Linked DNA regions of Mus musculus: all the other regions are linked to region 1. A link is a loop called in an ENCODE intact Hi-C map of the cell type or tissue named here. Cell type or tissue: heart. All regions are shown on one strand. Region 1 holds the start of Ppp2r5e (protein phosphatase 2, regulatory subunit B', epsilon). Region 2 overlaps Ppp2r5e (protein phosphatase 2, regulatory subunit B', epsilon). Region 3 holds the start of Sgpp1 (sphingosine-1-phosphate phosphatase 1). Region 4 holds the start of Wdr89 (WD repeat domain 89). Region 5 overlaps Ppp2r5e (protein phosphatase 2, regulatory subunit B', epsilon). Region 6 overlaps Wdr89 (WD repeat domain 89). Region 7 overlaps Gm40447.

The links. Hi-C counts contacts between places; a loop is a spot of excess contacts. Peaks named below come from ENCODE experiments on the same cell type or tissue, not always from the same donor. Only the 100,000 strongest peaks of a DNase experiment are listed, where the experiment ranks them.
Region 2: it touches region 1 in a loop (6-fold over the local background); 17 of 42 quality-filtered maps call a loop at or near these places.
Region 3: a loop joins it to region 1, with 5 times the contacts of the local background. A loop is called at or near these places in 6 of 42 quality-filtered maps.
Region 4: a loop joins it to region 1, with 7 times the contacts of the local background. A loop is called at or near these places in 13 of 42 quality-filtered maps.
Region 5: a loop joins it to region 1, with 2.0 times the contacts of the local background. A loop is called at or near these places in 5 of 42 quality-filtered maps.
Region 6: it touches region 1 in a loop (2.3-fold over the local background); 14 of 42 quality-filtered maps call a loop at or near these places.
Region 7: it touches region 1 in a loop (4-fold over the local background); 4 of 42 quality-filtered maps call a loop at or near these places.

Annotation. Positions count from the first base shown.
Region 1 is chr12:75,595,002-75,599,001 of GRCm38, forward strand. Ppp2r5e (protein phosphatase 2, regulatory subunit B', epsilon) reads right to left here and starts at 1,231. Exons shown (of 14, transcript NM_012024.3): 1 at 634-1,231. In heart, a CTCF peak has its summit at 1,571; a DNase peak (open chromatin) is centred at 1,330; H3K4me3 peaks cover 2,215 bases; H3K27ac peaks cover 2,160 bases.
Region 2 is chr12:75,462,099-75,466,098 of GRCm38, forward strand. Ppp2r5e (protein phosphatase 2, regulatory subunit B', epsilon) reads right to left here. Exons shown (of 14, transcript NM_012024.3): 11 at 2,776-2,895; 12 at 204-331. Among named protein-coding and RNA genes, the nearest start is that of Gphb5, 47 kb to the left of the region's middle. In heart, a CTCF peak has its summit at 2,108 (motif pointing right); a DNase peak (open chromatin) is centred at 2,123.
Region 3 is chr12:75,734,258-75,738,257 of GRCm38, forward strand. It overlaps Sgpp1 (sphingosine-1-phosphate phosphatase 1), which reads right to left and starts at 1,472. Exons shown (of 3, transcript NM_030750.3): 1 at 656-1,472. The coding sequence starts at 1,306. In heart, no CTCF peak of the experiment used is centred here; DNase peaks (open chromatin) are centred at 774 and 1,514; H3K4me3 peaks cover 2,018 bases; H3K27ac peaks cover 1,444 bases.
Region 4 is chr12:75,667,692-75,671,691 of GRCm38, forward strand. Wdr89 (WD repeat domain 89) reads right to left here and starts at 1,846. Exons shown (of 2, transcript NM_028203.1): 1 at 1,781-1,846. Gm34717 (a long non-coding RNA gene) reads left to right here and starts at 2,034. Exons shown (of 3, transcript XR_381697.2): 1 at 2,034-2,390. In heart, a CTCF peak has its summit at 1,750 (motif pointing left); a DNase peak (open chromatin) is centred at 1,980; H3K4me3 peaks cover 2,535 bases; H3K27ac peaks cover 1,860 bases.
Region 5 is chr12:75,525,558-75,529,557 of GRCm38, forward strand. The region is part of intron 2 of Ppp2r5e (protein phosphatase 2, regulatory subunit B', epsilon); the gene reads right to left. Among named protein-coding and RNA genes, the nearest start is that of Ppp2r5e, 69 kb to the right of the region's middle. In heart, no CTCF peak of the experiment used is centred here; no DNase peak of the experiment used is centred here.
Region 6 is chr12:75,654,821-75,658,820 of GRCm38, forward strand. All of the region lies in intron 1 of Wdr89 (WD repeat domain 89), which reads right to left. Among named protein-coding and RNA genes, the nearest start is that of Wdr89, 13 kb to the right of the region's middle. In heart, a CTCF peak has its summit at 1,976; no DNase peak of the experiment used is centred here.
Region 7 is chr12:75,771,037-75,775,036 of GRCm38, forward strand. It overlaps Gm40447, which reads right to left. Exons shown (of 7, transcript XM_011244246.1): 3 at 769-875. Among named protein-coding and RNA genes, the nearest start is that of Sgpp1, 37 kb to the left of the region's middle. In heart, a CTCF peak has its summit at 1,863 (motif pointing left); a DNase peak (open chromatin) is centred at 1,805.

The DNA.
Region 1 (4,000 bases):
AACACAGATTTCTGTAAGCCTCGTTCCCCCCATCCCTCATTCTGTCTCTATTTCTCTTCTCTCATCTCTAACGATGATCTATAGGCAGCTTTCTTTTTCATCATTTGCCTCTTATGCGCGCAGCTCTGAATAAAATGTCAAGGATCTCAACTCAAAGCATTGCAGAAATGATGGTAACAGCGGGGTCCCTGCAAAGCCCAGGGAAACAGGTTTCACCTGGGCCACTGCACCCAAAGCGTTAGCATTCTCTAAAGAGCACACTACTGGGGCTTTTCCAAGGGGGAGGTATGAAAACAGGGAAGTGGCCTGTTTGTCTGCAGGTATGTTCACATAAACCCCAAGCCCTGGAGAAGCTGCGCGGCCACGGAATCTTCCTCCCTGCTCCCCCGCCCCCGCCGGGGGGGGGGCAAGAAAACGCCTCAAAAGAGGGAGGAAAAGGAGCCGGCGAGGCCGAGGAGAAGAGAGGTGCTGGCCTCCAAAGCCTCTGCAGGTAGATCAGACAAGTGGGCCGGGCGCTTGCTCCCGCTCCCCCCACCCCGCCGCACCCCTCAGCTGCCTGGGCCCGGCCTTCCCGAGCCCGCCGCTCCGCGGGTTCCCCGGGAGGCAAGCCGCGGGACCCGAAGCTGAAGTTACCTTGAAGCTCCTGGGAAAGAATCGGAAGATGATCTGTGGCTGCGCGGAGTGGGCTGCGAGCTAGGGGCCGCGGCGGGGGCGGGCGACGGCCCGGGACGCACGGGGGGAGGTCCAGGCAGCGGCGGAGAGCCCCGGGCTACTACGGCCGTCCGGGGCGACGTCCCTCCGGTTCCGCGGTAGCGGCAGTGTTTCTAGGCCTCTCGGCTGGCCCCTAACCTCAGCGCTCCGGCAGTGGCAGCGGCGGCCTCACGAGCCTCCCCCGCGGGCCCGTCCCATCAAATCGGCACCGACCCGGTTGCGGCGCGGCCGGTGGCTCTTCGTTCACATTCCCGGCGGGCGGCGCCTCTGCTCGTTGCACCGGACCCGGCGGCGGTGGTGGCGGCGGCGGCGGCGGCGGCGACGCGGGGAGGGGGAGGAGGGAGGAAGCCTGGATTTGCAGCGGCAGCAAGCGCGGGAGTCGGGAGGAAGAGTTGGAGCCGCCTGAGCCGCCGCTGCCAGAGCCGCCGTTCGCTACCCGCGCAGGGTCCCCGTCAATGCCCCTTTCTCTCTCCTATTGTCAATATCACCGGGCGGCTGAGTCCATGGCACAGGCGCAACCGAACCTCCTGGCTAGCAGAGCCCGCCTCCGACGCCCGCCCACTGGAGACTTCAAACGGGAAGCGAGACTTCATTGGCCGGCGCGCGCCTTCACTCCCAGGCCAGCACGTTCGGCTGAGAGCTGGTCGGGGATTGGCGGCGCGGGGGGGCGGGGAAACAGGAGGGTGTGAAGGGACGGGGCCCTCGATTGGGCGAGGCGCGGGGGACCCGGATGCTACCGTGAGCTCGGGCGACCGGGCCGCCGTTTCCGCCAGGGCGCCTGAAGTGGGGGTACTGCGGCGTCTGCTAGGCCTGAGGAGAGCTCGGCGGGCGCGCCCGAGACTGGAGCTTCCGCCAGGCGGAACCCTGTGGACCGCGAGCGTCTTCACCCGGGTATCCGAAGGCCACAGGGCGGCCGTCCTGGTGCCTCACGGTTCAGCCCGCAAGCCCCACTCCGCACGGAACCCACGGCCCCCTGAGCCCTGTGTAAACGCGGCCATGGAAGCCGGCAGAAAAATACCCCAGTGGCTGTCCTTCGCTCAACTCGTGGGAGGCCTGGCCACCGGTTGGACTCTCACCTGGTCCCCCCAAAAGCCAGTTCTGAATATCAGCTCTCTGATGCCCCTGCCAGGCTCGGCGGGGGCCCGCGCTCCGGGAGTTAATGCAGATGGCAACTCTGCAGTCTCCCATTCAGAATACCCGCATTCGCCCTTTCAGGACTCCGAAATACCCAGCCCCCAACTCGACAGATTTTAATTGATAGTTTGAGTCTGAGTTTAAACAGAAGACTTACCTCTATCTAGAACGAGGACGAAAATACATACATGTTTTTGCATCATTGGTGAACCCTAGGCCAAATGGTACGTTTCCAAAGAATATTCTTAGACCATCAATCAATTTGAATGCAGGCTACGTACAATAGTTAAAAGAAGAAAAAAATACTAACTACAAAGATCAAACTACCAGCTGCTCAAAATTTGGAAATCTGGGAGGGGAAATACAGGAGAAATAATATTATAATCCATAAACCCAAAATAACCAGTCATTTTGATGTAGTTTTAGTATTATATTTCATATATGTATATACACACAAGTATATATATATATATGTATATATATATGTATGTATACATACATACACACATGTATGTATATTCTTTTTCAAACTCAAAATGCTTCATCCTGTAGCCGAGTTTTTCCTCTCAGTATCATGTCATGTTCTGTACAGTTAAGGAATATACATTTATAAAGCTCTCTGTATCATACCCACAAGTGCTAACCATGCGTTTGCGTTTCTGGTTTGTTGCAAATTTCTATCCTGTTGGGTAGAAAAATAATTCTGTACTATGAAAGAGAATGTTACTGCCCTGAACTGAAATGGGAAAGATGGCTTATACGAAAGCAGACCCCAGAAGACTGGCTGCTGACTGACTGACTGAGTGGCCATTTTTACCCTAATAAAGTTCATTGCCCCATGCTGCAGAATTATATGGAATTCCAGTCTGGTTCCTGGCTTCAAGTAACTTATATTTCCATACTTCAGTCTTTAGAAATGTTTAATATCCTAGCCAAGCAGAGCATGTTTCTTCAACGTCTGATTGGTAAATGCAAAATTAAAACCAAGAAAGATTTTGAAGCCAACTCAATTTCCCTTGGCAACAGTTGAACCGTTAAAAAGTAGTGCACGTTTGAAATGCTCACAGCTGTTGCTTAGAACATTTCACATTTTGTAGAGTGAGGATTTTGCTTGCAAATTATGGATGGCTATAAAGACAATTCATTTCAAAGTCATTTCATTTTCTATAAAATAGCTGAGCAACTGAGATGAGGAGGTCTTTTTTAATATGGGAACATCCTTGCCTGTGTGAGGTTTGTTCTCGGGGCCAAGAATCTCATAAGATCTACAGAGCCCAGGGAAAGTGGGGTGTTCTCCAAGGAGAGTGCAAAGCAATCCACTTGCAACACACAAGAAAAAAATGAGGGCATCTATGTTTAAGTTTAAGATGAGGTATTAAACTCAGTATTCTAAATACAGAAGGAATGGCCCATTGGCTAGAGCAGTATAGATGTCCTTAGGGGGAAGCAGGAAGCGTCCACCCGCAGAGGAGAGCAGAGCGGGTCTCTGCTACTTGTGACATCCTGTGTTTGCTGGGCTCCATGAGTGCATTCTTTAGGTTTAATTAAACTAAACCTACAAAGCAGACAAATGACCTTACAGAAGTCTCACAAGGGAACAAGAGAAAGAGCAAATACTAGAAATAACTTTTATAAAATCTTTGACAGCCCTCCTTCAGAGTTAAAGTGACAATCTAATAAGTCCAACCATACTTTCACTTAAGTAGAAAAATCGCCAAAACAGTTTGAAATGGACCTTCATGTCCACCATCACCACGGTGAACAAATGCTGTGGCCGAGTGGTGAGGCGACGAAGCCGATGTGTGCCTATTTTATGAACAAATATACACATATTTAGAATATTATGCTCTCAAAAAACGCACGGATGGAGATGCATGAACCTTTGTTCATTTGGTGACTGCTATCCTAGATATAAAAGAAAGATGTTAAAGCCATGGGGAGGCCATTATCGAGTGACAAAATTCAGTTCATTGTTATCACATGAAAGCATCCACTATCCAGGTCTCAAAGCTGAGCTTATGGGGAATCTGCTGGCAACCTGACCACATGATTAGAAGACACAGGGTATGGAGTGGTAGCTACGTAGTGACAAACTGAAGCATCGTAGAACTGACTATCCCTTAGACACATCTTCAGAAGTAAATTAGTCTCGTTT
Region 2 (4,000 bases), 130 kb before region 1:
ATTTGTTTGCTTTTTAGTCCCCCATCCAGCACATCTCCTGAGGGATTTTTATTTTGTCATGTGTGCACCTTTATCAATGGCCACAGCATCTGGTGCACAGTGAGCTGAGAGACATTTTACTAGTGAAAAGAAGAAGGGAAAGGGACATAAGACCAAACGGGAGTAGAAGGAAAGGAAAGGATCGAAGGAAACTGAAGACATACGGATTCCAATGCTCTTTTGAAATCCTATAAAGGCTGGAGAACATGATGGGAAGGATGACGTTAGAGTTTTCTTCTATCAAACTCATGATGTATTCATTATTCCAATAATAGAGTGCCCTTTCTGCCACCTTGAGGAAAGAAACAGAACAATTATAATACAAGTTATAATCTTTTCAAACAAAAGTATTTTAAAAGGCTATTTTTAAAATCATTCAATCAAAAGTATGATTAAATATTAATAACTCTTTACATTTTGTAAGATTTATGATCTTCCAAGAAGTTGCCAGGTGGTTCATCAGTTTGGGGAGGAAAAGTTTTCTTGGTTTTTGGGGCTTTTCCCTATCTGTTAATTTATCCTCTCTTTAGGTCTATCTACACATCTCCTCTATTTCCACACTCTTCCTTACACACACTGTCATGAGCTCAGCTTTCAGAGCTGCTAGTCCGCTTGTCTTGTTACACTTTGGGTCTTAAATGTCCCCAAAGGCTTATGTTTAAATGCTTTGTCTACAACCTGTGATGCTACTTGGAAAGCTGTGGGGTCTAGCTGGAGGAGGATGTCATTTACTTATTGGTTTAGATTCTGTCCTCTGTCCACAATACTCTAACTTCATCTGCTGGGCCTAAAAGTTTCTCACCTTGGACTTGATGAACTCAAATGGCTTTTTTTATTTATGTAAATTGAAAGATCATGATTTAGAACGAAAAGAAACAAGATTTCACACCCTGACAGACTGAGAAATTAGAGCCTTTCCATCTCCATCACTTGGCAGGTTCAAAACACTGCTGACTTACTGGTCCCTGAACGCTTAGAAACAGCCTTCAAGGAACGCTAGCACACAGAAGCCATGTGCTGTGCACACTCACATGTCACTGCTCTTAAACCTTGTAAGTGGTGTCATTATTCCAGCTTTATAGATGAGACTTGAAGAGCTAGGTGTAAGTCATTGGCTCAAGGTCACATGGCTAGCAAGTGGCACATACAGTAGCCTTCTCTTAACTCTTCCCTGCTGTCCCTTAAGATCGGATAACTGGTGGGAATGAAGCACCTGCAGTTGTTTGATGTAAACTGTGATGGGGGCTACAGAGCAGAACGAACAACCTGTACATACATACACAGGAGCTACTTAAGATCATGGCGAACAGTCACATGCATGACTGCAGACTCCTGGCCTCCAGGACTGTGGGGAAGTCAATCTCTGCTGTTAAAGCTACTTGGTCTGGAGCATTTGTCATAGCAACCTGAGCCTACCATACACTCTTTCCTACCTCCTTCTTCTTTGTTAACAAAAAAACCCAAGGCCCTGCAAGTGCTACGCAATGCTCATCTACGGAACGTCATTCTCAGTATGACAAATTACCTTCCTTCCTGAGCACTGAGTATCCAGTAAGTTTCTCTGCCTTGTTCTTTGTGAAAGACCCTTGGCCTCCACTATACCAAAGAGTCAAATGAAACCAGAAAACTAAACAGTCCATATGTTTTGAACATTACAGACTTAGTGTCGTGTGCACTGCTCTGAACTTTTCTATTTGTGTCTAGTCTGTACACCTCACAGAACTGTCCCTCCTTTTGTTCTGTGTGGCCTAAGCACTAGCTTAATACACTAGTATGTCTTTAGATTTAAAAACAGGAATAGTCAAGGCCTCAATCTGCCAGCTTAAAGGATAGTTCACCATCAAATTTCAAGTGTGCTTTTGTGCTGTTGAACAGGGTCTTCAAACGAGGGGCAGTATGATGAGCCTGCTAGATTTGTAAGATGGACTTTTGGTAAGACAGCCACCACGTAAGTTAAAGCACTATGTTCAACTCTGGTCCCGTTCTCTCCTGTATTGGTTTCAAAGCACTGCAGCCAGGACCTCCTTGAAAACACCAAGTGCACCTTCCCTGTGTTCTCACCAAACAGCCACAAGGAGGCAGAGCAGGCTGTGGGAAGGTCATGGGCTTTAAGCCTTTTTTACAATAAGCCACCTTAAAAATAAAAACCCATTGACATTCCCACTTGGGATCTTGTCCGGAGGACAGCACCCAGCTTCTCTTCCCTCCTCCTAAGGATTACTGATTACTCCTTCTCATACAGTGAAGAAACCCCAGCAGCCCACGTCATCTAATTTAGCCAAGTTCAGTTATTTTACAGCTTCCAGCTTTGGTATTCACATCCTGTCTTCTTGCAGGGTATTATGGGAACTGAAGTTAAAAGACAGAGCCTGTTAGAGGCAGATGCTCAGCATCCGGTAACAATTTGTTAACAAGCAGCAGGGGCTGGAGAGATGGCTGAGTCCCTATGAGAGTACTGACTGCCTTCTGCAGAGGAGCCAGGCTCGGTACCCTGCCTGCACCCGCACCAGCCAGCTCACAGCCACCTCTAAGTCCAGCAGCAGGGGAGCTGAGGTGCCGCTGGCCTCTGTGGGCATTGCACTCCAACAGACACAGAATTAAAAATAAAAATAAATAAATAATATTTTTAAAGTAGCTAGTGTCCATGATCGGTTTTTTTCCCAACACAAATGAAGTTTAGCCTAATGAGTTCACATGGCACACATCACTCTGACTCGTGTTCTCTTTCCTACTAACCTGAAAATGGGGGCTAGAAACACACTTGGCAATTTGTTTAAACAAAGGTTCTTGGATTTTAACAAATTGTGACGGTTCAATCACATCCAAGATTTCTTCCAGCTCCCCGAGGAACATGACCTATAAATAAGAACAAAGCACAAAACATGAGATCAACCACGAAAATCCCCACATGCTCAGCTTACTCAGTATCTTAAGGAAAGGGTGCACACAAAGCAACAGAACAAAAGCAAGGGCCCAGACATCAGTCTAGTTGTCTTAGCCTGGGATGGCGGCTCAGCGGGTAAGAGTGCTTGCTATGAAAGCATGAAGACCTGAGTTCAAATCCCCAGCATCCACATAAAAAGACAGAGCAGGCCATAGACATGCCTGCAACCCCAAGTGTTATGGGGTGTTGAGACAGGAGCATCTCCAGGGTTTCCTGGCTGCCAGCCTAGCTCCAAATTCTATGGCAAGTCACTGTGTTAAGAGTTCTTCTCAGGCCTCCGTGTGCGTACCCTACCTACTGCCATATACACAAAGAACATACCCGTTTCTCAAAGAACTCAGGACAGGGTCTTCTGTTAAAGCAAATTACTGGCCTCTCCGTCTTCAGGCCTTTGGAACTCTGCCCACTGCTAGCAACCAAGATATTTAACACCCTACCCATCCCCAGTTTTTAAAATAATGGCTGACACTCCTGAACAAATGTGCATTAGTCCACAGCACCACAACAGAACACACAGTCACTCAACAGGCAGCTGCATCCCACTAGCAAACAAATTCATGTTATGGAGGCACAGTAACCGCATCAGCACACACTGACCTGTCTCCTATGCTTATACGAGCACTCGTGCACACACTCTCCCTCTCCCTCTCCCCTCTCTCTATAGCACAGTGAATCTCATGGCCTCGGGGCTGTATGCAAAAGAAAGCTTGAAGATCACACAATGGAGCAAGATAAACAGATTTAGACAGTTGTATAAATAGAATGAAAAATAATAAATAAAGACTATTTACTCACTAAAAATAACGTTAGGCAAGCTAAACGAGCAATTAAAATATGAAGGAAGACACTTCTTTTGTGTCTCAAGGTACAAAGAACAGCAGATTCCCTTAAACTCCTATTGTTAAGGAACGAGGTAATTTGCTGACGCTGTATGGACTGAGGTTAGAATCACTGATGTGAGGAAGGGGCTCTTCCTATACCCCATCCTTCATTAAGACACATACATCCTCTTGTGAC
Region 3 (4,000 bases), 140 kb after region 1:
GCCATTATAACCAATCCAGCTCCTCGGAAGGCAAAGCCTATAACTGCAGGGTTACAGTTACCGCCATAGTAACAGTGTAGCAACTAACAACTGGTTCTCCAGACCAGAGACAGAAGTGAAGTGTCTTAACAGACCTGCAGTCAATCCTTTACGACGAACTCATCTAGATTCTGTTCCTTTACCTTTCGGCTTTTTTTCTTAACTGTCATTACTTTAGTGCTTGGAATGTGCCTGTGCCGAAATTATACTACTGTTTTGAAAACACTCTTTAATTTTACATTGTAAACACCATGTATTGCAGTGAAACCGGGTCTCAGTTACCAAGTGTTTCATTTTAAGTACACTGAATCACCACTGTGCATCAGACGAACTAAGTTTAAAAACTCAGTCTAAGCTCAAGGATTCAATGCACGAAAAGTGTTTCCTTGGGGGGTGGGGGTCTAAGAAACTATACCCAACTGTATTAAAATACAGTTTAGTGTTTAAGAACCGTCATCAGTTAATTTTCTAGAACTCTGACAGGACCTGCGTGGGTACTGTGAGAACCTGTGGGTTGGGGTTTTGGACGGGAAGAGGCAAATTTTTAAAAAAAGGGGAAAAAGAAAGTTCAGAAAGCACTGGAAACTCGACCGTGGAGCTGAGGGGCACAGCGTACCTGCCAGCGGCCATAGGTGAGCAGGAACATGGCGATGGGGATGGCGGTGCCTGACATGGCATGCGTGGAGGGCATGCTGTATTCCGAGTTGTAGAAGACCTCCAGCTTGATGACAGGCGGCGAGGCCGGCCGTGGCCAGCGGATGATGTCCTTGGTGCACTGGCCCAGGTACATGACCAGCACCCAGATGATCACCAGCCTCCGGCCCACAAAGGGGTCGAGATTCCAGATCCAGAAGGGGAAGAATAAGATGTAGAAGAGCTCGTTGCCCAGTTCCGTGCCTAAGCAGAACAGGTAGTAGAGCGGCAAGTTGCTCACTTTGACCAGCTCGCCCTCCTCGCCCGTCAACGAGTTGCGGCGCTGCGAGCCCGCGCGGCGGGGCCCGGTCGGGCCCGGCTCGGCCGCCAGCCCGTTGCGCACGCCGTTCGGGGCACCGCAGCAGTCCGCCTTGGCGGGGCTGTCCTCAGCGCCCGGCTGCCGTCCCCGTCGCCGGGGTTCTCCCGGGGCTCCGCGAACCTCGGTCTCTGCATCCTCGTCCGCCGCCGGGCTGCTGAGCGGCACCTCCACCCCACACAGACGCTGGAAGCTCGCCACCCGCTGCGGCTCCTGCAGACGGCTGGCCAGCAGAGCCAGCCGCTGCCCCAGGGACATGGTCGCGGGCCACTCGGGAATTGATCCGGCCACGCGCTCCTCGCCAGCCACAGCCGCCACGGTGCCTAGCTCGACTCGCTCGAGGCTGCCGGCGACCGCGCCAACAGGCCGCAGCGGCCGCCGCGCGCGCCCTGCGCCCCGCGCGCCCCTCCCCTGGCGCGCTCACGGAGGCCCGCGCCGCGCGCGCAGCCCGGAGCTGTCGCCGAAGCCCCGCCTCCCGGTGCTCCTGGTTGCTGTGCGAAGAACAGTGCGGGTCTAGGCAGGGCTGGTGACCCAGGAGCTGCCCGCGGCTTTTATTAGCCTGGAATCAATTGGGGCGTGATGAATGGAGGCAAAGTAACCGCCGCGAAACCGGAATCGTCCGACTCACGCCATTAATTAGCAACTAATTTCAGAGCTGTCTCGGATGGTTGATGTCCGGAAAGCCACGTGCCAATTGACCAGCGGTGGCAAGATTAGAAAACCGTAGATAATCCAGGACAGAGCCTGGGTATGTGATCGCTGACACAGCTGTGGTCTGCAAAGGAAAAGCCAGTCACCTACCAAGTAAAATCTGACTGTCACTCATCACATACGTCTCTTAAGCGAATTTAGGTGTAAAATTTCCTTAATAAATTCTAGCACTTAGCAAGATTGCTCAGAACACATAGTTAGTGGGAGAATGTAGCGTGGAGAATTCTGAGGGTATTTTTTGTTTTGTCTTTTATCGTTTTCTTTTTGTGAGTTTCGGGTTTGTTTTTTTGTTTGTTTGTTTTTTTGTTTTTGTTTTTGTTTTGTTGTTGTTGTTTGTTTTGTTTTGTTTTTGTTTTTGAACCAGGGTATATCATTTAGCCGAGATTGGCCTCAGCCTTGCTATGTAGTTAAGGCTAGCCCTGAACTGTTGATCCTTCTGGTGAAGCCCCCCAAGACTCGGGGTTACTGGGGCACCATGCCAGGTTTGAACTTGGAATCTGATAGGCTGAACTAGAATCTTAACAGGATTGTCTTGCAAGTCACAAACTTGACTTTAACTTCTAGATGGATCCGATTTTATTAAAAGATTTCAAAGTTTTAATTCCAGGAAGTTATTTTCAGTCAAGGCAAACGAATGTCTATAATTAAAGACTGAACTACTTCCAAGAAAGAGGCTGGAAAATGCTCCATGCTGGTAAGCCATGAGAAATAGTTTCATTTCCCAAGAAAGATTGCTTCCCAGCTCCTCCTATTCCACTTGCTGCAGTCATAAAGAGGATTGCCTCGAGTCCCTGGCCCTGGAATTGCTGAGGTTGGAAAGGTTGAGGGAGCACAGACGAATCCCAGCGCTTGGAGGCTGACATGGGAAGATTTGGAGTTTGAGGACAGCTGGGGCTTCATAACAAGATACTGTATCAAAATAAGTAAAAGCGTTTACAGCCTAGGAAAGCAGACAAGCATGAGAAAAGGAATACTGGGCCTGAAGAATGGTATACAAAGTAACCATGGTTTGCTATGGGTGTCTCTTCTTAGCCAGCAAGCAGGAAGCTCTGAGTTTGGGCCCAGCAGAACATACACAGAGTAGTGTTATTAGTTGATGTTTCTGAATAATAAAGACCATTATTAGCATTTGGCAAAAATAATCTATAATAAAACATGCTATGCTGGCCAGAAACTTGCTGTGGAGACCAAGTCTGATTTTCAAGTACTGAGCTAACAGGTGTTTGCTACAACTGAGTATTTTGTTTGTCTTGAAACCCCAGACCACCAAATTGTAGGGTTACAGGATGGACATCACACATAATTTTTTATATGTCCCCTCCACCCCTAGGGTCTAACTATGTAACCTGGATACCCTGGAATTTAGCTATATAAACAAGACTGATCCCGAACTTGTAGCATCCTCTCGCCTCTGCCTCAGAAACACTACCCTCTATTTCTATATCCTTAGCACCCAACACAAATATTGAATAATTGAAGGAATAAAAATGAATGTATGAACTTAAAAAAAAAATCCATGCCTCCAAACTGGGTATGGTTTTGCTTGCCTGTAATTCCAGCACTTGGGAAGTTGAAGCAGGAGGGGCTAAAGTATTTTCAAAAAATAAAATGTGGGGAAAGTGGCCATTTCAAAGTTACTCTCCTTATAGAGTGGAGATAGAGTCAGGTTGAGTTTTATGGCACAGACCTTTAGCAAGGAGTGTCTGTTTTTGGTTAGTTCTTTTTTGTTTGTTTTTGTTTTGAGCCTAGTGCAAGAGCCTTGTCTAAAATAAAGGTCTTCTGTGACTTCTGTAACTTTTATTTAACATCTTACTTGTATATTCTTTTTCTGTATCTCAAACCCAGTTCTCCTAATTTCTGTCTGAATTTCTGTCACAAATCCTACTGGCTCTCTATCAGGAACAAGCACTTTTTGTAGTTACTCTTCTGACCCTGTGCCTTCCACCTCCAGTAGAGCCTTTGAACAAAGGCCACTCTTGTCATTAGGTCTTGTATACATTGTGAAAACTCTGTGCTCTGTAGCCTCTGCTGGAAGGAAAAGAAAAACACTTCCAGAAATCTGGTGAAATTTCAATGGAAATTGGGAATGTCTGTGTACTCCATTTAGAAGGAATTTAACCCCATAAATGCACACTCTGATGGCTGATAAGAGGGTTCAGAGCAGCAAGGGCCTGCCACCAAACCTGAGGACCTGAGTTCCACCTCAAGGAGGAGAGAACTGACTTCTACAGCTTTGTCCTC
Region 4 (4,000 bases), 73 kb after region 1:
AGCTGGATGTGAGACACTGGCCTTTAACCCCAACATGCAGGAGGCAGAGGCAGGTGGATCTGTGAGTTCAAAGCTAGCCTAAATTCTAGGTCAGCCAAAGCTACATAGGTTGAAGCCCTGCCTCAAAAACAACAAGAAAGATACACACATACACACACACAAAACACACAATGTTTTCAGTTCTATTTATAATAAATAGAAGGTGCAGTTCGGTTGATGTGAAAGCCTATAATTCCAGCACTTGAGAGAACACCAAGTTCTCTAAGTTTAAGGCTAGCCTAGTTTACAAAGTGAGCTCTAGGACCACCAGAACCTCACAGAAACCCTGACTCCAAAACCCCAAACCAACCAACCAACCCAAACCAACCAACCCTGAAAGTTGCAGAAAACAGTCAAGATTTTAAACAAAGGTGGACACGAAAGAAACCTCAACAGTCACAGGGGCTGACTTACTTTTGCCCTGTTCTATAAAATCTAAGGTAAAAAGACGAGCTAGACACTTCTCACTTCTGCTCTCTAGATAGTACTGTCCTGACCCCAAGATAGGCGGGTAAGTAGTCAACACAGAGGTATCTCACACTTACATTGTTAACTAGGCTGCATGATTTTGTGGTCTTTAAACAAGAAGCAGAAACAGGTATGGTTGATACCAATAACATAGACTATAAGTCCACATCTTCACTGAATTATCACAACACTGAGAAGCAATTTGGCACGGACCATGCACTTTTTAACAACCTGATGATTGCAAAGCAAAGTTAGGAAGTAGACCTTTAGACTGATGCCTTCCTACCAGTTCATCTTACTTGGATAATAACCAATTAACTGGTTTCCTGGTACACTGTTTAGGATTTTAAAATAATTTCTTTTTTCTTTCCTTTTCTTTTTTTGTTTTTTCAAGACAGGGTTTCTCTGTGTAGCCCTGGCTGTTCTGGAACTCACTCTGTAGACCAGGCTGGCCTCGAACTCAGAAATCCGCCTGCCTCTGCCTCCCAAGTGCTGGGATCAAAGGCGTGTGCCACCACTGCCCGGCTTTAAAACAATTTCAAGTTAGGAAAGAAAACAGGAGCGTTTTACTAGTTGTACTATCTTTAATTTTACATTTGTGGAAGCTGAATTCCCTCAATTTAAGTTGTCAGAGTTAGCCTAAATGAGACATTTCACAAAAATAAGATGCTGCCAGCACTGCCTCTTGGGTGGTTTTCGTTGTGAATTAGGTTTGTGTGTGTGTGTGTGTGTGTGCATGACAAAGTTTTCCCAAGAAGCACTGGTTAGCTGGAAACTCAAAGAGATCCTCTTGCCTCTACCTCCCTCCCAGTCAGTACTGGGATCCCCGGTGTGCTTCACCACACCCGACCAGCACCTAGCTCGGTGGACAGCTGTGTGGCCTAGATGACACCACACACGTAAGGAACTTAGCCTAGTAGCCTGCATCACAGCACATACTGTACGACTTGGCTCCGCGTACCAAATGAAAAAATCTGCTTTTTGATGTGGAAAAAGGCCGGAGCCAGGAGGTGGGTGTGGGATGAGTGAGAGGAAGGGCAGGCAAGAGCGAGCAGGGACCTACCCACCCTTCCTCGAAACTGAAGCAGAGACCTTCGGGTGGCATGGACCCCACATCCTGGCATACAGAGACCCACGCGGTCCCTGCGCATGCACGTGCTCCCTCTCACACCACCCGCTCCCCTTCTGCGCTCCCCGCCCAGGGCTCTCCACGCGCGTGCCACCCAGTGGCCGCCGGTCGAGAGAGCTGCCCGCCCTGCCCAGCAGAAAGTACCTCCGCAGCAAACCCCACACTGGAGCTGGAGAAAACGCACGCTCTGCCCACGGCCGGCTGGAACTCCGCCCTCCGGCTCTGATTGGGTAAAAATATAGAGGAAGCTGAAGCGGATTGGTCCATAGCACAGAGGCCGGACCATAACCAGCGGGCTCTTCTGAAGCGGGAGCCGCGCGCCTTTGCTTGCTACCTTCCGATTGGACGAGGGCAGAAGGTCTGCGCATGCGTAACTCGGTCTACGGACCACGCCATACAACACCTCCCTCTAGGTCAGGTTAACGGAAGTCCCTGGGACCCAGCTTCCTGGACGTGTGGCCAATAAAAGGCAAGATCGTCACCGATTCCGCCTTTTCATGCGGATGTGGCTTTGCAGTTTCTTCCAGCACTTCTTCCGCTTCCTCGGACTCGGGTGTAAAGTTATTTCGCGGACCAGAGGAGTGGGGCTGAGGCAGGATTTCGTGGATCTGAAATAACCACACGTGATCACAAAGCCTAGCTATACAGGCGGGTTTGAACGAGCAGTATCCGGCCTTCACTCCAGCATGGCTATGACTCAAGGTTGACAGGAGCGCAATTACAAAATCTGGAGGTAGTTTTGCCTCGGCCCCAGGTAACTCTGGGAATTGAAGTCCATAATGGTCAGGTCCTGTCTCATCTGTCCTATTTTGATGTTGCTTTTAAACTTTAGTTTGATACAGGGCTGATGTTCCAACTGTAGTGGAGACATGACATCTGGCCCTACCAATAGGGGAATGAGCTCTGTCCTTGAACACCAAGAAGCCCTGAATCTAGTTTAGGTGGACTCTACCCTCTTTTCATTATAGATGAATACCTGTGGTATAACAACCATGAGACCGCGTTTTCCAGTGTAAACAATTCAGAAAATACGTACTTGGTTAAGCGATAATGCAAACAAGCCAGATTGTCCCTGGAAATACATTCGGCTGGGACTCGTGAAATTAACGTGCTGTGTATACCCACAGGAATCTGAATAAGGGGAACTAACTAGGGGATATATCTTGGTGCTGTTAAAAGGTATCCTTCCCCTGGAAATCCCCCCAAGGTGAGTTTAGGTTGGTCCCATTTACAGCTAGTAGAGTTGGAGATAGAGATTATTGTTTGATTAGTTGCAGTTTCTAATTAATATCGGTCTTGGTGTCATGGCATAGCCAGGAGTCCTGACCTACAGTGGGTTAAGAATGGTTAGGGAACTGACATACTCTTTTCATATCCTGAACACTGAGATGCTGGCTTCCACTGCCTTCTGGACCTTTATCTATGAAGTTACTAAAGGGAATTCCTGGGGGAAATTGGAGTTGGGAGCTTGCCATCCTAGGGGGCTTGTAACCTGACCCCCCGGGGTTTTGGTCTTTGCCATGCCCTGATCTTTATATCACAGGTAGTGATGGTTCTTATTTTAGGACTATGAAGGGATCCGTGTAACCCGGAGAGGACTCAGTTTTGCTATCCAACCAAGAACAATGGCTTTCGGGGAAGGGGCATCAACTGCAGCCATAGTGCTGGACCCAGGGATGCGCTTCTCCCCAGGAGCAAGTGAGCCATGCCCCAGTAGTCTCTGGTTGTAGCACTTTACAGAAATCTACCTGGAAGGTAGTTTGGGTTTCAGTGGATAGATTGGTTAAGAGCTCCCTGGTTCTGGTTTTTTACATTTTTATACCCAGTGCCCTGACGTATGGGGACTTGGGAGCCTTTCCAAAAGGAGAGAAAAAGACAAAATAGGACAACTATGATTCTAGGGCCCTTGTCAGTCTTTAGGGGTTTGGAGGACCTAGTGACAACTCATTTGTCATTATTTTCTGTAGCCTCCTTCAGCTGGATATGGTGCATTCATGGGGTGACCTTCATTGCTGTTCCAGTCCAGATCCTCTTTACCCATATGAGGTCACCAGGCTGGAACTTGCAGGCAGGCTCAGACAGGAGACAAAGATACAGCCTCTCCAATGATCTGATGAGTCTTGCAGGGCCTGTAAGGACTTGAGAAGGCAATGGTTAGTAATTTCTGACTGGTGCATCTGGCCCTCGGGAGGGCAAAATGTAGAAAGCTGGCCCAATTTTTTGCCATTATTAAAGCCGTATTTTAAGAGTTTTGTTTTTATTCTTTTTATCCTGTCCTGAGCTTTGTGGCCTGTCTAATTAGTGTGTAACGCTTTTCCCAGATTTGGGAATATTTTGACTATGAGGGCCAGACCGTGTCAGACC
Region 5 (4,000 bases), 69 kb before region 1:
TTTTTAAATTTTAAAAAAGACTAAGCCATGAGCTAAGGAAATGGCTGTCTCAGTAAGAGTGCTTGCTATACAAGTGTGAAGACACAAGTTCTGTCTCCAGGGACCATGGAAAAGGCTGGGCCTGACCGCACAAGACCTGCATAAGGGACAGGAGCTTTGTACTCATTCATTCACTCACTCACCAGGTAGTCACTGAACACCCACTGAGAGACAGCACAAAGACACACGTGAACTGACCTCATACATGGCTTTATTCCACACACCGAGGAGGCAGAGCCAGGTACATCTCTGCAAATTCAAGGCCACCTAGGCTATACAGAGGTTTGCAGAAATCTTACCCTGTATGTTCCAGGGGGTTAGGGGGTGGGGGAATTAAAAATATTAAGTAAGTCTATTGTATTATACATATATGTTCTAGGGAAAATAATGTACAGGGCAAAGCAGGCTACATATGCTGGAGCTAGAAGGTACAGTTTTGAGTATAGCATTCATCTGAAAGAAAAGATTTAAGAAAATATTCAAAGGAGGTAGAGGAGGGGGTCAGCAAAGATACCTGCAAGAGAACATCCCACTCAGAGGACAGTCAATGCAAGGGTCCTCTAGCGGGAAGGAAGGCAGGGGAGCCAGGGGAAACCAAGCCCATGAGTGTGGATGGAGCTGCAGTGGGAAGTGGGGAGATGATGGACAGACAGCTGCACAGCACACTGGGCCTCACTGCTTACCAACTAACCTGGGCTTAGCTTCCCTATCTGTAAAACAGGACAAAATGTAGTTTATAAGGTTGAGTATGTATTAAATAAAAGGCTATGTGTGAAAGTAGACGTGCTTTTTTGAGAAGAGGAGGAGGAGGAGGAGGAGGAGGAGGAAGGGGAAGGGGAAGGGGAAGGGGAAGGGGAAGGGGAAGGGGAGGGGAGGGGAGGGGAGGGGAGGGGAGGGGAGGGGAGGGGAGGGGAGGGGAGGGAAGGGAGGCAAGCAAGCTTATCAAGTATCCACTGGATACAAGACAGCAAATTTTTTACTTTATATTTATATCTTTTATGATGATTTCTGTAGGGAATTTCTTATATTTTAACATAGCTTCAAATTTATTTTAAAAGCACTTTTCAAATAAACTCTTAAGAATTTCTAGAAACATTAAAATGTTGTTAATATCAGATTCCAGTAACACCAAACAACAAAAGCTACCCATTTGAACACATACACAAGCACAACCTGTCTTCTCTTCTGTAGCTGGCCTTAAGACAAGTAGTGATCATAAGCAATTATAATAAAAGGGAATAAGCACAATACATTTCTTGAGTGTCTGTCACTGAAGCCTGATCCTTCACCCAAAAGTATAAACAATAAAAACTTTAAAGATTTCTTTAACAAATGTCACAACTGTAAAGTAGAGGGAGAAAAATGGCCAAAATTAAAGGTTTGCAGGAAGCACTTATTCAGTTACATAGCACAACCCACACAAAATAATTCCCCAATGAAGTAATGCATTATTTTCAACCATTTCCATTGATTGAGGATCTTTTCTCGGGAGATTATTTCTACAAAGGATAAAAATGGCCTAAGCATTCCCATTTGTTTTGAGGATTAACATTATTTAGAATCATCTCAGAATGAGATGAACCTGTAGCTGTTTTAACAATATGAGGCTAAAAACAATGGGAAGGGAGAGGGTGGATAGACAGACAGACAGACAGACAGACAGACAGACAGACAGACAAGTGGGTGGATGGATGAGAAGATGGATGGGTGTCAAGCAGATACCAAATTACCATCAATTGAGCTGTTAATTTATAACCTAATAGTCCAGGCCACTTATAGACACCATAAAATTTTAAAAATCGATAAAATACCAAAAGAAAACAAGCATCAATCTAATGTTACAATGCCAGCTTAGAGATACTCATCAGCTGGAGGTTAAACATTAGACCTTAAGCTCTTGAAAGGGAACAGGACTAAGAAGAGTGGAATGACCTCTAATCCCAAAAGTACCAAAGCTTACATTTATAATTAAAGTCATAAGCTGAGCAATGAAACCCAGTGACAGCATGTAGTACAGACACTAATTATGGTGCTACCCTGTGCTCCACAGTATAGCTATTACTTAATATATACTAAATACAAGGTAAAGCCAGATAGTAGTTGACTAAATCCAAAAGTACAATTTGAAATATCATGCAAGGAGAAGCAGTAACCACTTGAAATACCAGTATGCATAAAAACAATATCATTTGAACATGAAAGAGAAATTAAGTATATGTATTTTAATATATATGTAAACTATGTGACTGTACAACTCCAAAATAGAAACATGGAGAGCAGTAATAAAAAGAGAGCACCTGGAAAGCACTTGCAGAGCAGAGAGGCATCTTATTATATGCAGCAGTAAGATGAGAGTGATCTTAGCTGTGGCTCGGATATACACAGCCACGTCCCTTCTTTGCTACTGCTTCCTGAGGACACACACAGCACTCAAGTCTAGAGCTACACATGCTGATGCTGCATTCTAAGACCCAGTTTTCCCTAAACTCAGGGTTTCTATGTTCAATGTTGGACCCTAGGTAGGACCTAGCTAAACATGCCACTGGGTAGTTCAAACATTTCCTCTTCTTTTTCCCTTAAAACCACTTTCCCTTTCAAATAACTTATTGTTTATAACTGCATCGTCCATTGAGGAGCCAAATGAGGTATGAAAAATACGAGCTAGTTTTATTAAACAAAGTCAACTAAAGCAAAAATGGGCAACTAAGTTCACTATCTCAGAAATCTGCCAGTTGTAATTCTGGAAAAGCATCATGGAAATGTTTATGATTTCAGGAAAGTTAGGCTGAGAACTTGAGGGAAACAAACCAATTCTGCATTCTTCCCAACAGTCTGAAATTAGAAGACCTGGGCTCAAATAGGTCTCACATGTACCTGCTGATCAACTGTGAGCACTGCAGGGTGACAGTTCAGACTGCCAAGATTCCAAAGCTGGCTTTGCTTAGCTAAGCCTCTGTCTCTATGCGCTCATACATGAATGATACTGCACTAAGACTATTTATAAAGATGGCAGTGAACAAAGGGACATATGGAAGCCATCTAGAATACATATAATGCTCAATAGACTTTTTAACATCAAAATTATCATTGATAAAGAAAATTAATCTAAAAAAGAAATTATCTTAACAGTTCAAGGATTTCATGAAAGATGATACAACACACAAAATATTTCATACAGTACTCAAACACAAAAAACTTTAAATGTGTGTTCTGAGGGAGTGGCTTAGTGGCAGAGTACCTGTAAACATGGATTCTCAGGACCACAAAAAGAAAACCGACAAGTGAACATTTCTAACCTGTTGGTAGAGTTTTACTTCCCTTTTTGTTGTATGTAGTTTTTCAAGCCACAGTGAAATAAAATAATGTTGAGCTTAGTCACTGCAATCCACTGAGATTACTTCAAAATGAAATAATAACTTGGCTAGAGAAAGGGCAGCCATGATGAGGCATATGAGCTAACCCAGCAGTCAGGCATGCACAAGTCAACCGTGCAGTATCTTCTGAGCCACTTCTTGTCCCACCATGCAGTTAAAGCACTCAAGCTACCAAGCTGCATGCACACAGATGACAAAGTCCCTTGAAAATGGTCGTAAGTTCAACAAGCTCAGAGAGACTGTTCTCAGTGACACTTCTACATTTTAAAAGTTCCCATAGCTTAAATCTGTGCAGCAGGCACCTGGCTCACTAGGAAATGCAAAGCACATAAGAATGTGTGCTTCAAACTTGTGATGCAGCAAGATGCCTTGTGCACGGAGGGCTCATGGATCCAGAGGGGTCAGAACAGCCTGTGAAAAGAAAACTGCTCATCACTGAAACTGGTATATCTTTAACGCTACAAACAGTGTCAAAGGCATTTGCTACTGAATGAGACACCAAAATAAGTAAGGGTCACTGAGGACAGGTCAGGTACAGAGGACAGGGAAAAAAAAATTCACATTCTAAATAGCCATTTCCTGGTTCA
Region 6 (4,000 bases), 60 kb after region 1:
AAGAACATTACACAATCAAATTTTAAATTCCTATAATTATATACCAGAAAATGTATTTAAGAAAAGAGATTCGGGGGCTGGTGAGATGGCTCAGTGGTTAAGAGCGCCGACTGCTCTTCCAAAGGTCCTGAGTTCAAATCCCAGCAACCACATGGTGGCTCACAACCATCTGTAACAAAAATCTGACTCCCTCTTCTGGAGTGTCTGAAGACAGCTACAGTGTGCTTACATATAATAAATAAATAAATATAAAAAAAATATATATATAGAAAAAAAAGAAAGAAAAGAGATTCAGGGACTGGAGAGATGGCTCAGTGGTTAAGAGCACTGACGGCTCTTCCAGAGGTCCTGAGTTCAATTCCCAGTAACCACATGGTAGCTCACAACCATCTGTAATGGGATCTGATGCCCTCTTCTGGTGTGTCTGAAGACAGCTACAATGTATTCACATAAAATAAATTAATTAAAGAAAGAAAGAAAGAAAGAAAGAAAGGAAGAAAGAAGAGATTCAGGCTAAAGGTTGGGTAATACAATACCATGATAAAGTCTAGGGGCTGGAGAAATGGCTAAATGGCTAAGAGCACTTCCTTTTCTTACAAAAGATCTGGGTTCATTTCCCAGCACCTACATAGTGGCTCCTAACTGTCAGTAACTTCAGTTCCAGGGAGTTCAAGGGCCTCTTCTGGCTTTTGCAGGCACTATACATAAATAATGCACTTTAATATGTGCAGGCATACATGCATACACATAAAATAATAAGATATGTAAAAAAGTTACTAGAGAGATGGCCCAGCAGTTAAGAGCACTATTTTTCCAGAAGACCCAGGTTCAATTCCCAATACCCACATGGTGGCTCAAAATCAGTATAACTCTAGTTCCAGGGGATTCAATGCCCCCTGACCCAGTGCATCAATCACCAATAAACAAAATACACCACAGGCTTGCCACTGGCCAATCTGATGGCAGGGAGCATTGTCTCAACTGAAGTTCCCACTTCCTAGATGACTTCAGTTTTTGTCAAGTTGACATAAAACTAGCTACCATAACATGTACACATAAATACTTGCCAAGTGAATTCAGTGTCAATGTTACTCTAAAATGTTACCCTAAGTAACCAAGTAGAAAGATGCTGCAATGCATTTGCGTTGTTGATTGCTTAAACATCCACTGTTGACCAGTGACAAGGCTTCTGGGCACTAAGGAGCTTATTATCATATAACCACCTCCCATACAGTATGCTGTTTAAGGAACAGTGGTAGTACCGGGTGAGCACATCTAACCTGCAAAGTGGACAAAACTACCAGGACACACAGCTCTTCAGATACTGACACACTGACAGCTAGTGATGCCTTCTCTTGCATTTCTGGGTAGGATCACTAACTAGTCAACTCCAAGCAAGGAGAATATTCTAAAGGAGAATGCAAATCAAAGCAGGAAGTGGCAAGGCTGGAGAGATGGCTCAGTGGTTAAGAGCACTTGCTGCCTTCCCACAGGACCTGAGTTTGGTTCCTAGTACCTATACATATCGCATGGCTCACAAGTATCTGTAACTTCAGCTCCAGGAAGCCTCTGGCCTCCCTGGGTACCTACACTCCTAAACACATTCTTACATATAATTAAAAATAATAAAAATATATATTTAAAAAATAGCATTTAAAAGTAAATATTTAGTCTCTTCTAATATTTGTGCAATAAAGTATTAAACATTTGTACTAACTATAAGATTAGATTCTAGTAAGTTCCAAACTCACTCCATTCTCTTCTGAAAAGATCTTAAAAGAGAAACAAGAGGTGTAATTCTTGAACTGTCCTGTAAATGCCAGATATTAAGAGAAAAAAATTTTACTTTATTAATCTGATGAGAAGGATAAAAATGACAGAAAACAATGACTGCTCTGTCACTGACACTATCCCGGCCTATCCTGCTTCAGCACTTAGCCGTCCTGCCTGTGCTGCTGGCTGCTACTGCCATCTAGCAGCAGATTCAACAATAAGAGAATGCAGGGCTTACTCAGGATCTGTGGCCTGGCCTCCAGACAACATAGTCAGAGTAACAGGTGTTTCTGATGCGGACTTTGACAACCAAAATTGAACTGAATTTTCCTCAGGAGTTTCTCTCTCCATGGGCAATATAAATTATTTCCATGTGGGCCTCTAGACTTTTTTTTTTTAACCTCAATTCTAATCTCTCTTTAAAATTCCAACTCTATTACTCTAGAGCAGTGGTTCTCAACGTATGGGCTATGACCCCTTTGGGGTCATATATAAGATATTCTGCATATCATAGATTATATTAATGTAGCAAAATTACACTTATGAAGTAGCAGTGAAAACAGTTTTATGGTTGAGGTCACCGAAACATGAGGGACTGTATTAAAGAGTTGCAGCCTTGGGACGCTTAGGAACACTGCACTAGAGTCTGCTTAAATCCCCACACACATTTGTATGTGCTACCAAATTTTCAAATATATCCAAAATGGACTCTCCTATGGTTTGTCTCTAGTAACTTTAAATCCTATACATCCAGGCTCAAATTCCAATCACCTCTGATGAAGGAGAAGAGGAAACTAGTTCATGTCAATATTTACCTGTTACCATCCTCTCATCTGCAGCAACCTTACTCTAACACACAGGAAGGACAGGAAATTCTTCAGCTAGACCAGTGGCTCTCAACCCACCTAACGCTGCTGTGAGTCCCCAACCTAGAGCTCGCTCTGTAGACCAGGCCTGCCTTTAACTCACAGATACCCTCCTGCGTCTGCCTCCCAAATGTGAAGATTAAAGGCATGAGTCATCACATCTGGCTAACAAAGTGTTTAATAATGACAAATATCATGATATGTCTTTTTGTTGTTTCTGTATGAACTACAAGTAGTAAATAGAAGTTTATACTTACAAATGACTGTACTTTATACCTATCAACATTACAGGCAAAATGTGTCACTCAATAAAGTATTTTTCCAACAAGAATTACAAAAAAGATTGCTATTCTTTCCCAAGAATTCCACCTCCTTTTAAGTCACCCATCTCCTACCCTTGCTTCAAGATTCACTTCAAAATCTACTGGCTACATAAAGTTCCTATTAATCATGCACAAAGTGAATTTTAACTTCCTCTAAATACCAATATATTATATATTCATGCATTAATAATTGTATGCCAAGTAACTACAAGTGTTATTTGTATTTTACACGTTTTAAATTGTTTCTGCCTACGAAAGAATTAGAAACACATTTCTCAATCCTTTCTTGTTTGTTTACAAGGCAGCGTCTCACTATGCAGCTCTGGCCGGTCTGTTACTCGCTATGTGTTTGTTGGCAAGCCTTGAACTCACAGCAATCTTCCTGCCTCGGCCTCCACCTCCTAAGAGGATTACAAGTGTGTGTCACTACATCTGACTTGCAATCTTTTTGTATCAATCATTCTATCAATCTGCAGCTAAGAAACACTACTTTCTCAGTAGAGGAAAACAAAGAGACAAAGAATTATTCACATATATGTAAAACAAAGGCAGATTTAACAGGAAGACCACAAAACCACCCTAAAGTCTCAGGAAAACAATTTAACTCCCCTCCCACCATTGGTTTTTTTTTTTTTTTTTTTTTAAGAAAGTAGGTTTCTGCACAAGAATAAAAACTATAAAGTAACCATATTGATAAAGCATCCATAATCCCAGCTGTGAGGCGTCAGTTCACGGCAGCCTTCATTCCCTTACAACTCCATGCCTTAGTTAGGGTCCTATTGTGATGAAAACCATGACGGGGCAACTTACGAAGGACAGGGCTTATCTGGGCTACACTTCTGTATCACTGTTCATCAACAAGGGAAGTCAGGACAGGAACTCAAAGAGCGCTGGAGCCTGGCTAATAAAGCTGAAGCAGAGGCCATGGAGGGTGTTCCTTTCTAGCTTGTTCCTCCTGGCTTGTTCAGCCTGCTTTCGGAGGACTGGATCCTCCCACATCAATCACTAACCTAGAAAATGCCCTCTAGGCTTGCCTAC
Region 7 (4,000 bases), 180 kb after region 1:
AGTCAGGGCCATATGGTGAGACTATGTCTCAAAAAAGAAACAAACAAAAACCACCTGAAAACGTTAATGTCTTTGGATACTGTGCTATAAGCACATGTATCTTATTAGCATGCAAGTGTGCTTTTACAATTAAAAAATAGTAAAATTGTGTATTAATGCAAACAGACAGACAGATAGACAGACAGACAACATCCCTCATTTGTCCCCCGGCAGCAGGAGAGCGAGCCCAGGGCAGAGCTGCAGCCTCCTGGTGAGTATTTCACAGGGAAGCTGAGATTCGAACACCAGAAGAAAAGAATTTTAGGAAGAGCCAGTGTGAAGCAAAGTTGTTTTTTACTGAGAAAACAATTTTTTGTTTGTTTTGGTTTTTAAGAGGGGCTACAGTAGCCTAGGGTCACTGAAGATAACCTTGAAATCCTGATCTTCCAACCTGGCCTCCTAAAGTCTGGGATCACAGGTGAGGCATATCTGCTTGCTTTCAAGCTCTGGATGTCACCTAACACCCCGTCTCCATAGTAGGCAAACATCTCTTGCTTGCATTGCTAATCAGGTCTCTGAATGATCTGAGATAAGGGCTGGATGAGGTAGTGCCTCTCCCTCAGCAGAGCTTTGTTATCTAAGTTCCCAGGAAGGTGTTTATCAAGGATTTCGGCTTAGGACTTTGGCTATAAAAGTGTGTAGAACCTCTTTAATGATGGGACATGTTATCCACGAAAACTTGAGTCTGTTTCAGGGCAGATGTCACTCATTTACCTCAGAATAAAGTACCTTATTATTTCCTCGAAGGCAGAATTTTATACTTGATCTTAGCCAAAAGTCAGAGACGTGATGGGCAACATTCTTAAGTAGTTGGTGTCTCTCTGCCACATGCAAGACTGTGAAAAACAAAACACATTAGTGATTATTGTAGGATTAAGCTTCTTTCAAGTCTGTTTTGTTGTTGTTGTTTTGCTTCATACACATTTTTGTTTTGTTTTGTTTTTCTGGTTTTCTTTTCTTTTCTCTTCTCTTCTTTTCTTTTCTTTTCTTTTCTTTTCTTTTCTTTTCTTTTCTTTTCTTTTCTTTTCTTTTTTTTGAGGCAGGGCTTCTTTGTATAGCTCTGGCTGTCCTGGAACTCACTTTGTAGACTAGGCTGGCCTCGAACTCAGAAATCTGCCTGCCTCTGCCTTCAAATGCTGGGATCACAGGCGTGCGCCACCACGCCCGGCTCATACACATTTGTAAAATTTTTTATTTATTTACTTTATGTGTATGAGTATACTGTTGCTGTCTTCAGACACACCAGAAGAGGGCATTAGATCCCATTATGTGAGCCACCATGTGGTTGCTGGGATTTGAACTCAGGACCTTTGGAAGAGCAGTCAGTGCTCTTAACTGCTGAGCCATCTCTGCAGCCCATCACATTTGTTACTTGTATATATGTATAACTGTTAGACCTTCCAAATGAATCAACCATTTTATCATACTAATAAGGAAGCTGTTAAATGTTTTAAGGCATGGGGCACAACACCAGGTCCATGTTTCTAGACGGGTATATACAAATACATGCAGGTACCCAAGGAGGTCAGAAGAGGACAAGGAATCCACTGGAGCAGGCATTACAAGCAGCTGTGAGCCACTAGATATAGGTGCTAGGATCTGAACTCTGGTCACCTTTAACAACAGCATTAGGTTGGAAAGATGGCTCAGTAGTTCAAAGTGCTTATTGTTCTTGCAGATGTCTCAAGTTCAAATCCCAGCACCCCACCACCACCACCACCACCACCACCACCACGTGGCATCTAACAATCGTCTGTAACCCCAGTTCCAAGAGGATCTGGTGCCCTCTCCTGGACTCCACAGGCACTGCATGTATTTGGTGCACAAATAGGGTAATAAAAATAATAAAAATTTAAAAATTGCTTACAAAAAAAGAACAACAAAAACTCTTATCAACATTCCAAGATCATATAAATATATTAAATTTTAATTAATAGTATACTTAAAAGAAAAGAAAGACATTTACTTCAGGTGCAAGTCCCTTGGAACTGGAGTTGCAGGTGATCACGTGTCACCAATGGATGCTGGGAATCAAACCTGGGTCCTCTGCAAGAGCAAAAAGAGCCCTTAACCATTGATCCACCTTCCCAGCCCCATGAAGGATGATTTTAAATGAAATTAATAGAGGCAGACATAGTAAATGGTGGATAGTAAAATTATTTCAAATACTGACAGAACGGATGCACCTTGGAGGTAGGGGTACAAGATAGCCTTTCTTTGAATAAGTGATTCAGCCAGCTTATTCATCAGACTTGAGGATCAATTAATTTAATGAGATGAAATATTTAGCAGGGCCTGACAACTCACTCTATAATCCCAAGAACTAGGGAGTCTGAGGCAGGAGAATTGCCCAGTATTAGAAACAAGAGTTAGTTATACACAGAAAACAATCTAAGAATTCAAGCAGATTAAGAAGGTAGTGAGGGGGCTGGAGACGTGACTCAGTCAAGTGCTTGCTTTTCAAGCAGAAAGACCTGGGTTCTAGTACCAGAGTCCATGTTAAAATAAACAAAAAGTCGGGGCAGCCATCTGAAAAGCCAGGACCATGAGATACCTTAAGAATTACCACTTTTATTTTGGATAATGGTCAAAGCCTAAGAAAGTTGCTGTGGGCCTTGTCAATTTTTATCTGAAACGACTCCCTCCTCCTCTTTTTTCTTTTTCTTTCTTTCTTTTTCTTTTTTCTTTTTCTTTTTCTATTCTCTTCTTTCCTCTCTTTCTTTCTTTCTTTCTTTCTTTCTTTCTTTCTTTCTTACCACATAGATGCGTGTTGACTTCCATTGCTGTACATGCTGGGTATCTTGGGCCATGTTCTAATACTATGAAGAGATATTATGACTGAGGCAACTTGGATTAGTTAGATTTCTGTTGCTGTGATAAAGCACCGGGACAAAAAGCAAGTTGGAGAGATGTTGGGGTCCCCTTTCGCACATTGTGTGAAAGTCATCTCTGTATATTCAGTTGTTGATTGCCAAACCAGGTAGAGAGCTGAGTGCTCGCCAGAACTCGGTATTGTTATTCCTGTGGCCCATTACCAGCCTCATAGTTTGTAAACATTCATTCTTCCTTACTTGCTGGCTGGATTTAATAAAAATCTGACAGCCAATAGCTGAGCAGGAAATGGAAGGTGAACTTCCGTATATAGAGAGAGTCTCTGGGAGAAGATATCAGAAGCAGGAGGTCCATGCACCAGGTGCAGAGATGGATGAGTGACTCAGAGCAAGCACAGAGGTAGACCTGGCCACCTGGCAGGACGTAAGCCAGAATTAGTCGGCTTTGGCGTAGCTGGGAGGGAGTGTGAGCTAAAGGCTTAAGCTTTAAGATATATGAGTCTCTGTGTCTTTATTTAAACCTCTGGCCAGTCTGTGAAAGTCACATTACAGGGAAGAAAGTGTTTATTTCACTCACAGTTCCATAAACCAGTTCTGAAGGGACCCAAGTACCGCAGGGTATTCCCCTTTGGACCCCAGATTAGGCACAGACCAGACCCAAACACCAATTTCCAAGCACAAACCAAATGCAAAGCGGTTGCTTCATTAAGCAAGGCTAAGAGACATGGTGTCTGAATCTGAATCAGACAGACACAATTTTTCTTTTTTTGCAGGTGTCAATTTTAAGAGGGAAAAAAGGGGAGGTGTGTGTTGGAATGGGCTAGGAAGTGTGGGACAGTTCTGATTGGATGTGTTAATTAGGTAAGTCAAAATAAGGAATTCTGAATGCCAAACCTTGGGGTTTTGATAGTGGACCTTGGTGATCAGTCTCAGGAATAAATCAGTGGACAGATAAGGGAATAGACTTTGGTGGCTGAAAGAGGTAAAAGCCAGAGCCCATGGGCACCATGTTTGCCACGCTCAGGCCTGCTGGAACCCTTCAAGATCATCATCAAAAACAGTAAGGGCAGGAACTCACATGGGGCAGGAACCTGGAGGCAGGAGCTGATGCAGAGGCCATGGAGGGGTGC